Linked DNA regions of Homo sapiens: region 1 is linked to region 2. Evidence: read pairs that join two places in POLR2A ChIA-PET (ENCODE). Cell type or tissue: OCI-LY7. All regions are shown on one strand.

Region 1 (2,500 bases), 140 kb before region 2:
GGAAGAGACTTTTGTAGGTCTTAATTTTCTGAATTTTTTTAGATGATTTAATATAGATTATCTGTATATTTTAAAATAATGTTTGGGTTTTAGAAAAATAGTTTAGGCTGGGTGCGGTGGCTCACGCCTGTAATCCCAGCACTTTGGGAGGCCGAGGCAGGTGGATCACCCAAGGTCAGGAGTTCGAGACCAGCCTGGGCAACACCGTGAAACCCCCACTCTACTAAAAATACAAAAATTAGCTGGGCATGGTGGTGCATGCCTGTAATCCCAGCTACTCAGGAGGCTAAGGCGAGAGTATCACTTGAACTCGGGAGGCAGAGGTTGCAGTGAGCCGAGATCGCGTCATTGCACTCCAGCCTGGGCAACAAGAGTGAAACATTCCATCTCAAAAAAAAAGAAGAAAGAAAGAAAAATAGTTTGAAAGAATTTGCTTTACTGTGAACATTTGTCTAAAAAGTGCTTGAAGACAAAATGCTACTTAAATTACTAATTTCAGTGGCATTTTGTAGGTTCGTGCTGCTATTAATTGTAATAATTTACTTTTTGTAGTGTTTTGTAGTTTACAAAATGTTTTCCCAGAGTTTACTTTTTTTTTCTTTTTTCTTTTATGAGACTGTCTCACTCTGTTGCCGATGCTGGAGTGCAGTAGTGCAATGTCAGCTCGCTGCAACCTACACTTTCTGGGCTCAAGCGATCCTCTCCACCTCAACTTCTCCCGTGGCTGGGACTACAGGGGCAAACCACCACACCTGGCTACTTTTTGTATTTTTTGTAGAGATAAGGTTTTGCCATGTTGGGCAGGCTGGTTTCGAACCCCTAGGCTCAAGTGATCCACCTGCCTTGGCTTCTCAAAGTGCTAGGATTATAGGTGTGAGCCACCACGCCTGGCCTCAGAGTTTACATTTAATCTTTACAAAAGTTCTTTAAAAAGGGCAAAGCAAGTACAGTCATATGTCACTTAACACCAGGGATATGTTCCGAGAAATGCATCACTGGGCGATTTCCTTGTTGTATGAACACCATAGAGTATAGTTATACAAACCTAGATGGTATACCCTAATATGTGGTATAACCAGTCACAGTGGCACCATGCTTGCAGTCCCAGCTACTTAGGAGGGTGAGGCAGGAGGATTGCTTGAGTCCAGGATTTAGAATTAGCCTGGGCAACATGTTGAGAGCTTGTCTCTTAAAAAACAACAACAACAAAGATTTACTTAAGAAAATATGGTATAAAATATTAAAAATAGTATACCTGAATAGAGCCCTTACCATTAATGGAGCTTGTAGGACTGGAAGTTGCTCTGGGTGAATCAGTGAGTGAATAGTGAATGAATATGAAGGCCTAGGACATTACTGTACACTGCTGTAGACTTTCTAAGCACAGTACTCTTAGGCTGTACTATGTTTATAAAAAATTTTTTTCTTTAATAATTAACTTTTTCGCTTTATAAGTTGTGAATTTTAAAAAAATCTTTTGTCTTTTGTAGTAACAGTTTAAAACACAGACACGTTGTGCAGCTGTACAAAGATATTTTATTTCTTTATATCCTTATTCCATAAACATTTTTCTATGTTCAAATTTTTTATTTTTTATTTTTATTTACTTTTAAAACTTTTTTGTTTAAAATGCTGACACAAACACACACATTAGCCCAGGCCTTCACAGAGTCAGGAACATCAAGATGTCACTAGGCAATAGGACTTTTTCAGCTCTGTTGTTACCTGTGGGACCACCATTATATACGGTCTGTCATTTACCGAACCACTGTTATGTAGCTCATGACTGTACATTTTACAGGTGATCTGAGGTTATGTATGTTGTAATTGGCAGAGAGGTCTTAAGCCCAGGTCTTTTGACTGTCGTTTCTCTTTCTGTTTTACCATATTACTTCTTACACTGTAATTATCTCATAATTTCTTAGTATATTTCATTTTCCTTCTTTTTTTTTTTTTTTGAAACAGTCTTGCTCAGTCACCCAGGCCGGAGTGCAGTGGCTCGATCTCCGCTCACTGCAAGCTCCGCCTCCTGGGTTCACGCCATTCTCCTGCCTCAGCCTCCCGAGTAGCTGGGACTACAGGTGCCCGCCACCACGCCCAGCTAATTTTTTTGTATTTTTTTAGTAGAGATGGGGTTTCACCGTGTTAGCCAGGATGGTCACGATCTTCTGACCTCGTGATCCGCCCTCCTCGGTCGGCCTCCCAAAGTGCTGGGATTACAGGCGTGAGCCACCGTGCCCGGCCGTATGTTTCATTTTCTAAAACACTTTCACGTTATCTCATTTAATTCTCCAAATAAACTCTTTTAGAAAGCCTAGTCTTTGACTTAAAGTCAGATACTCTTTCTCTTACTTTAAAAAAAAATTTTTTTTTCTTTGAGACAGAGTCTCGTGCTGTTGCCCGGGCTAGAGTGCAGTGGCCCACATCTCAGTTCACTGCAACCCCTGCCTGCTGGGATCTAGTGATTCTCCTGCCTCAACCTCCCAAGTAGCTAGGATTA
Region 2 (2,500 bases):
TGCATGCCACCACGCCCAGCTAAATTTTTTTGTATTTTTATTAGAGACCGGGTTTCACCATGTTGGCCAGGATGGTCTCAATCTCTTGGCCTTATGATCTGCCTGCCTCAGCCTCCCAAAGTGCTGGGATTACAGGCGTGAGCCACTGCGCCCAGCATGCATTTTGTTACTGAATGAAGATAAAGAAGCCTGGCATGGTGGCTCACACCTGTAATTTCAGCACTTCAGGAGGCCAAGGTAGGAGGATCAGTTGAGGCCAGGAGTTCAAGACCAGCCTGGGCAATGTAGTGAAACACTGTCTCTACAGACAAATTAAAAAAAAAATACATAAATAAATAGCTGGGCATGGTGGCAAGCACCTTTAGTCCTAGCTACTCATGAGGCCGAGATAGAGGACTGCTTGAGCCTAGGAGTTGGAGGCTGCAGTGAGCTATGATTGCATGATTGCACTCCAGCCTGGGTGACAAAGTGAGACCTTGTCTCTTGAATAAAAAAGAGAGAGAGAGACTGAAAGAGAAAAAAGTCTTATCTGCCTTCAGTTTTGTGTGATTCTGCTACTCTCCTTGGCTGAAGGAGTCCTTAACCTTCCAGCAGGAACTTTGTCTTTCATTCAGGTGCTGCGACTGAAATTCTAGGCATGAGGTCTTGTGGGGCTGTGACTGTGCCCCACCTCTCTAAATAAGGCCACTGGGTAGTTTCGCCAGTGTATTTGACAAACCTGATAAAGCCATATCAGCGACACCAGTGCCAGGTTTTATGAATACAAAGGGAATACCTAGTAAGCTCAATCCCTCCTCCCAGCTAGAGTCTGATGGAATAGGGCGAGCTGTATTGGTCACTGGGGTCAGATTTCTCTGCTTGTCTCCATGTTGACTTGGGTAGAAAAGGCATCCTAGGTCTCTTTGCACCTGACTCTTATGTGAGACTATAGGCTCCCCAGCTGTGTACTGGTTTTGTTCTAATGGATGCCTGGGCTCACCTGACAGGCACATGAAAACAAATATGTTTCCAGGTGCCTGCACAGGAAACCTGCATGGCTTGGTGCCAGAGTGAGAGCAAAAGTGGTGCTGCCTTAAAGCTCAGCCTCACTGAAGCAGAGGTAGGCTGCCTTCACTCCTGGGACTGGGGGAAGGCTTCACTAGGGCCTAGGAGGAGCTTTTTTACTTGGTCTCAGGTCCAGACTTGAAGGGGTTTGGGACAGGGAAGGCAGGAGTTTTGGGTGGGGACTGTGGAGATCAGCATTTCCCCTAAGAACTACTCACTCTTGACTCTCTGTGGTTTCCTTGCTCTGAGCTCCATGAGGCCAGATTCGGGCACATCACATACACATTTGTTGAACAGATAAGAGACTTCTGGAAAGATGATGTGCTTGCCGATCCTGTTCCTATTGCTGATTCTTGGAGGTTATCTCTGTGACCTTAAAGGACTAACTGTTACGTGGGTGGGAATCAAATGGCCCACCAGATTTCTTCTGAAGATGAGATGGGATCAAAGGATCAGAAGTGTGACTGGCACAGGAGTTGAGGGAGGGAGAAGATCACGCTGGGTGCAGGGTCAGGAAGGTGCTTATTTTCCTTTGATAGATTCTGGGTCCTTCATAGGTAGGTTAATGTGGAATCCAACATGAGGGGCATGCTGGGGAAGAAAGCAAATACACCAGTGGCAAATTAGCCCTGGGTTGGGATGCCCCTGGATGTCCTTTCTCTACCCTGTCTTATTACGTAACCCTTCTCTTTCGGGTACTTTGGAAAAAGAAAGATGTGGAATGGGCAAGCAGCAACATGGGAGAGTGAGGTAGGTGTTGCAGACACAGTGATACCCAGGCATGTATTTTTTTTTTTTTTTTGAGACCAAGTCTTGCTCTGTTGCCAGGCAGTGGCGTGATCTTGGCTCACTGCAACCTCCGACTCCCTGGTTCAAGCGATTCTCCTGCCTCAGCCTCCTGAGTGGGGATTACAGGTATGTGTCACCACGCCCAGCTAATTTTTGTAAGTTTAGTAGAGACGGGGTTTCACCATTTTGGCTAGGATGGTCTCGATCTCCTGACCTTGTGGTCCGCCCGCCTCGGCCTCTCAACATGCTGGGATTACAGGTGGGAGCCACTGCGCCCAGCCAGGTGTGTATTTTAATGAGGGACTTCCCCTTGGTTTAGTCACTACAATGACTAAACCTGTCTTAGCATCTTCCTCGCCCTTCCCATCACCTCCTCATGTTCTGTACTGGCCTGAGAGTAGCTGCAGATGTCTCCATGTCTTGCTGGACATTGCAGAAGTCCCAGTTTACATTGGGTAGAGGTGACTGGGCAGGATTACCTGGGTATGGACAGTGAGAAGCCTTTTAGGCTGGTGATGACTGTGTACCAGGTGCAGGGACTCTGGTCTTCTCTGCAGGGCAGGTTTGTGGGTTTTAAGCTGGTGAGAACAGAGCAGAAATCTATAACTCAAGGAGAATCCAATCGTTGGACAAATTTAATGCCAGCCTATTCTGGGCTGCAGGACAG

The links. Peaks named below come from ENCODE experiments on the same cell type or tissue, not always from the same donor. Only the 100,000 strongest peaks of a DNase experiment are listed, where the experiment ranks them.
Region 1: POLR2A ChIA-PET joins it to region 2 with 5 read pairs; 2 of 35 experiments call an interaction of 5 or more read pairs at or near these places.

The regions. Positions count from the first base shown.
Region 1 is chr16:68,135,676-68,138,175 of GRCh38, forward strand. All of the region lies in intron 3 of NFATC3 (nuclear factor of activated T cells 3), which reads left to right. Among named protein-coding and RNA genes, the nearest start is that of NFATC3, 52 kb to the left of the region's middle. In OCI-LY7, no CTCF peak of the experiment used is centred here; no DNase peak of the experiment used is centred here.
Region 2 is chr16:68,271,946-68,274,445 of GRCh38, forward strand. The region is part of intron 2 of SLC7A6 (solute carrier family 7 member 6); the gene reads left to right. Among named protein-coding and RNA genes, the nearest start is that of SLC7A6, 8.7 kb to the left of the region's middle. In OCI-LY7, no CTCF peak of the experiment used is centred here; a DNase peak (open chromatin) is centred at 1,006; H3K4me3 peaks cover 1,271 bases; H3K27ac peaks cover 2,500 bases.